2 separate regions of the Homo sapiens genome follow, and region 2 is linked to region 1. The links are chromatin loops, found by intact Hi-C in ENCODE. Cell type or tissue: heart right ventricle. All regions are shown on one strand. Region 1 overlaps THSD4 (thrombospondin type 1 domain containing 4). Region 2 overlaps THSD4 (thrombospondin type 1 domain containing 4).

Region 1 (5,000 bases):
GAAGTGGTAGATAACAAATACATTAATACCCTTTATTATGAGTTCATAATATTTTGTTAAATCTGAAATTCAGTTGTCATTTAAACAGAAGAGATTCAAATTCAAGTTATAGAAAAGTTAAAATTTCTAATTAGCAATATTTAAAGCAAGGAATTTTATACTTTATCATTTTAACTGTTAAGGGAAAAAAGTAATTTGAGTGTGATTGTTTTTCTTAAAGTTGAAGATCAGTATCCAGAATGTTTGGAGTTATCACTGGTCATGAACTATATTCCACGTGGAACCATATCTGAGTTTGTTTTGAAGTACCACATGTTCAAATCACTGAATTAGACTTTTTAAGAGACATAAAGTGTTATATTTCTGTAAGAGGTGCTTTCCAAACCCAAATCTAAAAATTTATCATTTCTGTTCCTTAAAGTATCATTTTAATTTACAACTTATTTTCCCTTATTTGGCAATTTGGATACAGTGTCTGAAGCAGTAAATGGATTTAACCCCAATCTAATTTTTCTGTAAGAAGTAGGAGAGAGTCTAAGAATGACATACAAACCTGTCAAACCTGTTAAAACGAGCTAGACTTTCACACTTTCACCGGTGGAAAATGCTGTTCCTTCATGTCAACTGAAGGTAACTTTGATCACATTTTAGTACATGCCTTAGGGTGGCAAAGGGCAGTTTTTGCAAGGCACAGTTTACTTGAGGGCCTTCCAATCCTTGGGCTAAATCAGAGAGAGAGGGGAGAGGGAGTGTGTGCGTGCATGCATGTGCTTTGTTTTGGAGAGAAGTGGGAGGCAAGGAGGAAAGAGAAGGACTGTAATGATGTAGTGACCGCCTTGGTCCTGGGCTAGGCAGAGGAAGTCTGTGCATGTGGATGTGTCTTAGTTGGGTACAACACTGAAAACATGAAGTGGTCATTTTCCAACCCAAGAACTGTAAGGGGTGGTAGTGGCTGCAGCAGCCAGGCCAGTGGTAGGGTCTAGAGTGGCCCCACCTGGACATACAGCATGTGGTTGCATTCCAGTCCAGGGGGACCGAGGGTAGAGCCAGGCCCAATGCCCTTGTGGGAGCCAGGAGTGAAAAGTGGGCAGAGCCTGAGGCAGTGGGAGGAAACCTGCCCCTGGAGGGCTTGATGCTCCTTACTCAGTGTTTCAGCCCAGGAGAAAAACCGCAAATACTTGCCTTGTGAGCCAAACCCTAGCTTAACAAGGATCAGCTAGTTAACATGTGAAAAGTTGTCCCAAATGGAAACTGGATAAACAGGTCTGGCCTGATAAATAGCTAAAAGGTTTCCCAGTCAGGGATGGGGTGAGAGAGGCTTGGACATTCTGGCCCGCAGGTCATTAATTATGCAAATTCTTACTGGGCTCTGGGAGGTTCTCAAGAACTTGGGCCCTGGGAGAGAGGGCCCCTCAGCCAGGCTGGAAGATGAGGCTCTGCCTGAACACTTGAGGAGGGCCTTTGCATACCCCAGGTGAACCTAGTAGAGGCTGAGCCCACCGGAGACGTTCCCAGCAGGCTTGAGTAAAGGTTAGGAAAGTGATTTCTGCATGCAATGTGATGTAGGCAGAAATGGGCAATTCGAAGGTCAAATGGGGCTCTCATTTACTAATGACTGTGGGCAACTTTCTGGTCCTTCCAGCCTCAGCCGCTTCCCTGTGTAAACTGGTGGAGCTGATAAGTTCCTGGAAGGATTATGAGGATTAACTGGAAAAATGTATGTAAAATGCCTTGTTGTACCTAGAAAAGAATTGTGCTCATATTTTTCTTCCCTGTTCTATCATTAAACTGTTCCCCCATCAATGCCCCAAAATCTTATCTGCTTATTTTTCTCTAAGAACTGGGTTCAAAATATGGTTTCAAACACTGAAGAATCAGAAGTTTGAGCTTTGAATCCTGGAGTTTCCCTAATTAGCTGTGTGACCTTGAGCCAATCCTACAGTCTTGGTATCCCATGAAATGGGAGGATTCTCCAGGTGATGGCTTAGGTACCCCCACCCCCCGCCCCACTCTGAGCTTCTTTCCGAACACTCAGCAGTAGGACAGGAAGATCTGAAAGCAAGGGGTCTGCTTCATGTAGCATGATAAACACTCTTTGGACCGGAGTCTGAACACTTATAGATATCAGGGAGGTTCACATTGCTCCAGTTCATACTCGCGCGTGGATCCTAGAATTGGGCCATGAGGTAATGCCGAGAGTATGTGAACTGTTATAAATTAATACACTGATCTACTCTGCAGTGAGGTTCTTTCGGCTCTGATTTCTCCTTTTATGGTGTCTTTAGAGACAGGCAGGAGGTTAGGAGGTAGTTGACAGAGGAGTTACAAACACGTGTATTCACTGCATCAGGGCTGGAGCTTAGCTTTTGTTTTTGAGTTAGTTCTGTTGTTTGGGCTTGGTTAATCTGTGCCCAAACACTGAGATTATTAGAAGGAAAAGACACCCTTAACTGGCCTCTTGCAGCAACAGACACTTGGTGGGAGGTAAGAGAAGGGGGAAATGGGACAAGGGAGAAAAGACCTTCCAACTCTACCCAACCGAGTGGACCTATGAAAGACTGAAATCTCCAGTTTAATGTAGCCAGAACTGAGGTCAGGGTCTGGCCATTGTCTGGAAACCAGAGTTGGAGTTCTGGGGCTGTCAGTGAAGACCTGTCTGTCCTAAAGGTCACCTCTGTTTCTATAGAAACAGGTGCCTGAGTGACCAGTGTTTACGAGTTAAAAGCAGGCTCCTTGCAGGACATCACACTGTGTCTTGCTCCAGCCACTGGCCATCTCTGCGGCCTCGCCTCTTCTCAGGACATTTTGTCCTGACCTCACCTACCCTGAGATCTTTTTGTTAGCTTTGTGTTCTGCCCTTAAGATATCACTTAAGAACTCCCTCTGGGTTCTTCATAGCATTTTAGCATTCTTAGTATGTTTTATCTCCATTAAACTTTTTCAGTGTTCTATGCTGAGTTTTTTGTATTTTTTGTCTCTGTCTACCCAAACTGTTACTTCTGCCTGAGCCTCCCTTTTATTGATTTTTTTAATCCAGAAATACTCCTACTCATCCTTCCAAACCCCCAAGTTTAATGACTCAGGAAATCTTTGCCGACCCTCTCAGATATTTAATTATCCCCTCCCCCAACCGTCACCTCTGTACTTTGCACAAATGTCCCATGAAGCTGATCACAGTGCATTACTTTATATTTTTTTACTTGCCTTGTCACTCTCTAACAATATAACCTCATTAAAAATGAGAGCCGTACATTATCTATTATCGATCAGGTATGGGGTGTAGTGTTTAAGAGATGGGTTGCCTGCATTAAAATCCCAGCACTACCTAGTATGGTAGGAACTTCTCTGTCATAACTTGAGATAAGTTCTTAATTGCCCTGTGCCTCAGTTTCCTAATCTCTAAAATTGGAATAATAAAAGTAACTACCTCATAGGGATGTTATGAGGATTAAATGGTAAATATGTGTAAAGCAGATAAGTGCTCAGTAAGTTTTAACTTTTTTTTTTTTGAGATGGAGTCTTACTCTGTCACCCAGGCTAGAGTGCAGTGGCGCGATCTCCGCTCACTGCAACCTCTGCCTCCTGGGTTCAAGGAATTCTCCTGCCTCAGCCTCCCAAGTAGCTGAAATTACAGTCGCGTGCCACCATGCCCGGCTAATTTTTGTATTTTTAGTAGAGACAGGCTTTCGTCATGTTGTCCAGGCTGGTCTTGAACTCCTGACCTCAGGTGATCCGCCCACCTTGCCCTCCCAAAGAGTTGGGAGTACAGACATGAGCCACTGCACCTGGCCAAGTCTTAGTTATTCTTGATGTTGATCCGAATTTCTAGGCTTCATTATTGCATTTGGACCTTAACACTTAATCAGTAGATGTTTGCAGGTTGGCTTTGTACTGTGTGTCTCCCTGACTGGACCGTGTGCTTGCTGAGGCAGTGTGCGGGTACACCTGCTCCTTGGCATATGCCTTGGCTTCACATCTTGCCAGGATGGGTCTCTCGTCCCCATTTCATAGATGAGGAACCCAAGGCTCAGAGAGGTTGAAGGACTTGCTGAAGGTCACTTTAAAGACCAGAATATGGTAGAAGTCCTGGAACTCTGAATGGGAGCTTAGACCCGGTGCTTCCAAAATGCCATCCACCCTGTAGCTTTAAGGCTCTGGACCCTGAAACCAAATCCATGAGGGATGAGCTGGAAGAGCCAGGCCGTGTGACCCATTTTCCGCTGTGCTGGGAGCTTGCGCACCCTCTGGAGCTTCCTTGCTGTGACTGCCTTCCACTTCCTAGGCTGTCTTTTGTAGGTCCATGTTTGGGCCTTAATGAGCATCCAGAGACTTTTTTTTTTTTTTTTTTTTGCGACACAGTTTTACTCTGTCACCCAGCCTGGAGTGCAATGGTGCAATCTCTGCTTGCTGCAACCTCTGCCTGCTGGGTTCAAGCAATTCTCCTGCCTCAACCTCCTGAGTAGCTGAGATTACAGGTGCCCACCACCACACCTGGCTAATATTTTTAGTAGAGACAGAGTTTCGTCATGTTGACCAGGGTAGTCTTGAACTCTTGAGCTCAGGTGGTCCACCCACCTCTGCCTCCCAAAGTCCTAGGATTACAGGCGTGAGCCACCGTGCCCAGCCCCAGAGATTATTTTCATAAGCTTTCCCTGGGAGTTCACTTATGAAAACGGGTTGGGAGGGTCTACACTGGTCCCTACAGTTCCTGGGGTAGATGTGCAGGTAATGGTCTCCCCATTGTTTCCCAGTGTCTTGCATTTCCTCTCTCTCCCATTTCTTTTTTCTTTTGTTGCCTTGCCTTTTCTTTTCTATTGTCTCTTCTGTCTTCCCTCTCTCTCCCTTTTTTTTTTCCTTTTAATTACATTTATTTTAATGCTGAATTTACTCCCGTGCCATAAGTTTTTGTTTCTTCAGTTTCTTCTGGGATATCTTTTTCTTCTGGGCAACCTCCTCTTCTGGTTTAGGAACAATCTGTTCCTTTTCCGTAAGGATCATCT
Region 2 (5,000 bases), 66 kb after region 1:
TGAGACAGGGTGGGCCTTTGTACCAGAGGACCAGTTGTTAGATGGAGCTGTCCCTGGAGAGGAGGCTTAACCTTGAGGGAGGCAGCTCCCTCAGGCACAGCGCAAGCTCCAGAAATAAACACCTATGAGCCAGCTCCTAACTGCTGGGGGGTGTGACTGACTGGATTGGCAGGTAGGGGTAGGTTATCTGGGCACCATAGTGAAGCATCCACTACATATGCCGTGATTATATTTCCTTTCCTGAAATCTGACTTTCCCTGTTGTTGATTAATACCTTTTGGTTTTTAGTTTGCCTACTTTTCTATATGTACTTCATGCTAATTCAACTCAAGCTCTTCTAAATTGTGTACATCATCTTTCAGTAGCTTCATGTCTCAATATCTTGAAATCTCAATATCTCAAAATGTATTGGGTATTCTACGCATTTCGTCTTGAAGAATTCTCTCCTGGAACTCTCTGACCTGCTCTAGTCTTTTCCTAGTGTACAGCTGTCTTGTTGGGATCTCCTTTCTTCCTAGTCCTGGCCATTCTCTTTGCTTCTTTTTTGGCTTAGATATTCTATCTCCTGGATCCCACACGTTCTACTTTCTTGTTTTACTCCTTTATTGTGGTAGTCTACATCCTCCAATAAGGGTGCATGACAGGTAAATTGCGTGAGAATTGCATTTCTGAAAATGCTTTATTTTCTCCTAAGGATTGATAATTTGACTAGATATAGAATTCTAATTTTGAAATGGCTATGCCTCAAAAATTATAAGGCATTACTCAATTATTGTTCAGCCATCAAAGTTATTGTTGAGAAATCCAATACTATTTTGTTTCTATTCAGGGTGCTTGTATTATCTTTTCTTTGTCCCAGTGTCTTGAAATTTCAAGTGATGTAACCTTCATGAGGGTTTATTTTTATCTATTTATTGGGAGACACTTCTTCATGGGTCTCTTGTACTCTTACAAGTCTTTGGAGTATACCAAGAATGCAAGGCCCTGACCACCCTAAAATTGGATTATTTCTCAGGCTTGTATTTGCAGTGAGCAACCTTGAGGGGTAAGATAAGTCTCCTTTCGGGACAAATAGTAGGGTTGCTTATTGCTTTCAATAAAAGCAGTAGATCTCTCAACTTCAGTGTTCCCCAGCTGCAATACAAAACCACTGTATATGCAGTATCCATGGGCCCTGCCCTTATGCATTGCCCCTATGGGACTTGGGGGCAAGGGAAACTGACACATACTAATGCTCATGCTGCTTGCTCTTTTTTATCTCTCACTCAGAAATCTTCTATCTTCTGTTTGTATCCATGAAACAGTAACAGGATAACTTATTGATTGTAAGTAGGGAAAGATCAAATCCCAGTCCTGACACCATTTTCCTGGGCACTTGATAGACTCCTGCAATCTGGAAACAGAAATTGTCTTATTTATTTGATGATTTCCTGTGAATCTAGAAAACTAATTACTTCTTTTCCTTTTTGTAAAATCACAACTTTATTGAAATAAAATTCATATATGATAAAAGTCACCAACTTAGTTGTTTTAGTATATTCACAATTATATAACTATTATCATGATATGATTGCAAACATTTTCCTTATCCTAAGAAGGAAGCTGATACCTATTAGCAGTCACTCCACATTATCCCCTCTCTTCAGGCCCTGGCAACCACTAATTTACTTTCTTTCTCCATGGATTTGAATATTCTGGGTATTTCATGTAAATGGAATTATGCAATATGTGGCCTTATATGATTTGCTTCTTTTACTTAGCATAATGTTTTGAAGATTTATCAATGTTATAGCATATATCCATACTTTAATGCTTCCTGTTGTCAAATAATATTCCATTGTATGGATATACCACATTTTGTTTGTCCATTCACCAGTTGAGAGACATTTCAGTTTCCCCTTTTTAGCTATTATGAATAATGCTGCTGCTATATCTGAATGTTAGTGTCACCCCAAAATTCAAATGCTGGAACCTAATACTCAATATGATATCATTAAGAGGTAGGACCTTTTGGAATTAAGTCATGAGGGCTCCAATCTCATTAATGGGATTAGTACCCTCATGAAAGAGACTTGAGTAAGCTCCCTTGCCTCTTCTGATATGCGAGGATAACAGCAACAAGGTGCCATGAAGCAGGCAGAGCCTTCACCAGACACTGAATCTTTTGGCACCTTGATGTTGGACTTCCCAGCCTCTGGAACTTAGAAATAAATTTCTGTTGTCTTCTCTTTCTTTCTTTTCTTTCTTTTCTTTCCTTTCTTTTCTTTCTTTCTTTTCTTTGCTTTTCTTTTTTGACAGAGTCTCTCTCTGTCACCCAGGCTGGAGTGCAGTGGCATGATCTCAGCTCACTACAACCTCTGCCTCCCGGGTTCAAGCAGTTCTCCTGCCTCAGCCTCCTGAGTTGCTGGGATTACAGATGTGCGCAACCATGCCTGGCTAATTTTTGTATTTTTAGTAGAGATGAGGTTTCACCATGTTGGCTAGGATGGTCTCAAACTCCTGACCTCAAGCAATCCACCCACCTTGGCCTCCCAAAGTGCTGGAATTACAGGCGTGAGCCACCATGCCCAGCCTTTTCTGTTGTTTATAAATGACATAATCTAAGATGTTTTGTTATAGCAGCCCAAACAAACTAAGCTGTTATGAATAGTTATGTACACATTTTTATATTAATGTAGGTTTTCATTTCTTGTGAGTATAAACCTAAAAGCAGAATTGTTGGGTCATGTGGTAGCTCTATGTTTAACATTTTGAGGAACTGCCATATATTTTAGAGTCCCACTAGCATGGTAGATATGCAAAGTTATCCCACTGTCATTTGTTGCAAACAGTATTTTTTCCCTAATGAATTGTCTTGGCACCTCTGTCAAAAATCAATTGTCCATAAATGTAAGGGTTTATATCTAGACTCTTAAGTTCTATTCCATTGATCTATGTGTTTAGCCTTATGAAAATACCACACTTACTGTTGATTCGTAGTAAGTTTTAAAATCAGGAAATATGAATCCTCCAGCTGTTTTTCTTTGGTCCCTTGCATTTTTGTGTGAATTTTAGGATTACCTTCAGAAAAATAAGAGGGCATTTGGTAGTTTGTATTGAATCTGTAGATCAATATGGGGGAGTTTGCCATCTTAACAATGTTAAATCTTCAGATCCAAGAAAATGTGATATCTTTCCATTTGTTTAGATCTTCCTTAATTTATTTCAACAATATTTTGAGGTTTTCAATGAATAAATCTTCTTTAATTAAACTTGTTCTTAAGTATTTTTATTCTTTTTAATGCTGTTGTAAATTGAATTCTTTTTCAAATTCATTTTCAGAGTACTCATTGATAGTAAATAGAAATACAATTAAGAGGTAGGGTCTCACTATGTTGCCCATGCTGGTCTCGAACTCCTGGCCTCAAGTGATCCTCCTGCCTTGGACTCCCAAAGTTACAGGTTACACGCATGAGCACCGTCCCTGGCCCTCAAAGTATTTTCTAATTTTCCTGTGTTTTTTTTTTCTTGATTATTTAGGAGTATGTTGTTTAATTTCCATTATTTAAAAAGTTACCAAATTTTTTTCTGCTATTTTTAATTTCATTCAATTGTGGTCAGAGAACATACTTTTCATTATTTTGATATTTTAAAATTTATTAAAGTTTATTTTATAGCCTAACATTTATTCCCTCTTGGAGATGTTTCATGTGCACTTGAGAAGAATGTGTATTCTGCTACTGTTGGGAGGAGTATTCTATAGCTAGCTGAGTCTAATTGCCTTATAGTATTGTTCAAGTATTTGCTATCTTTATTGATCTTCTATAGATGTCTCAGTCTAATTGGTTTATAGTGTTGTTCAAGTATTCTATTTCCTTATTGATCTGCTGTAGATATCTAAGACTAATTGGTTTATAGTGTTATTCAAGTATTTCCATATTGATCTTCTGTCTCATTGCTCCATTTATTATTGAAAGTGGGATATCAAAGTTTGAAACTACCGTTGTATTATTGTCTATTTCTTCTTTCAGTTCTCTCAGGTTTGTTTGGTGTGTGTGTGTGTGTGTGTGTGTGTGTGTGTGTGTGTGTGTGTGTGTGTGTTTGAAATGGAGTCTTGCTCTGTCACCCAGGCTGGAGTGCAGTGGCATGATCTCGACTCACTGCAACCTCCGCCTCCCGAGTTCAAGCAATTCTCTTGCCTCAGCCTCCCAAGTAGCTGGGATTACAGGCACATGCCACCAAGCCCGGCTAATTTTTGTATTTTTTTTTAATAAAGATAGGGTTTTGCCATGTTGGCCAGGCTGGTCTCGAACTCCTGATCTCAGGTGATCAGCCCACCTTGGCCTTCTAAAGTGTTGGGATTACATGCATGAGCCACTGTACCCAGCCTGTCAGTTTTTACTTTATGTATTTTGGGGCTTGGTTGTTATGTCTTCCTGATGGATTGACTCTTTTATTATTATAAAATGTACTTTTCTCTAGTAACAATTTTTGTCTTAAAGTCTACTTTGTCCAAAATATTAGTAGAGCTACTCTAGCTGCCTTTTGCTTTTATGGAAGAGTTGATTTTCAGAGGCACTGATAACCATTCTGGAAAGCAGAACCTCTAACTACTTCTTACAACTCTTAGAGATAGTTGTCCCGGTTTTAGGTCTGCTTTCTCCCCCATTTCCAAAGTTACCTTTTGGAGACTCCGTAATGCTGCGTAGCTTTGCTGCTTTTATTGCTGCTTAGGATCAGCTTTCTTGGGTCGGCTAAGTCATTACAATGAGTCCTTCTGCTTTCCGGTTTCCTAAATTTTGTAACCGTTAACTCCTTTTCTATTTTCTTTTTCTTTTGAGTTTATTACTTTTTAAAAACTCTTCACTATTATATCAATGGCTTTTCCAAGGAAACAAAATTCAAGAGTGATTTAAATCTTTAACTTGTATTCGAGTGTAAACTTTTAGCTTTTAGTTGCTTTACTCTTAGTAACCTAAATTTTCTTGTATAGTCACCAGCATTTTTTTTTTTCATGGTCA

The links. Peaks named below come from ENCODE experiments on the same cell type or tissue, not always from the same donor. Only the 100,000 strongest peaks of a DNase experiment are listed, where the experiment ranks them.
Region 2: a loop joins it to region 1, with 2.6 times the contacts of the local background. A loop is called at or near these places in 7 of 110 quality-filtered maps.

The regions. Positions count from the first base shown.
Region 1 is chr15:71,336,274-71,341,273 of GRCh38, forward strand. All of the region lies in intron 6 of THSD4 (thrombospondin type 1 domain containing 4), which reads left to right. It also overlaps the pseudogene RPL17P39. Among named protein-coding and RNA genes, the nearest start is that of THSD4-AS1, 150 kb to the left of the region's middle. In heart right ventricle, no CTCF peak of the experiment used is centred here; a DNase peak (open chromatin) is centred at 2,177; H3K27ac peaks cover 4,656 bases.
Region 2 is chr15:71,402,616-71,407,615 of GRCh38, forward strand. All of the region lies in intron 6 of THSD4 (thrombospondin type 1 domain containing 4), which reads left to right. Among named protein-coding and RNA genes, the nearest start is that of THSD4-AS1, 220 kb to the left of the region's middle. In heart right ventricle, no CTCF peak of the experiment used is centred here; no DNase peak of the experiment used is centred here.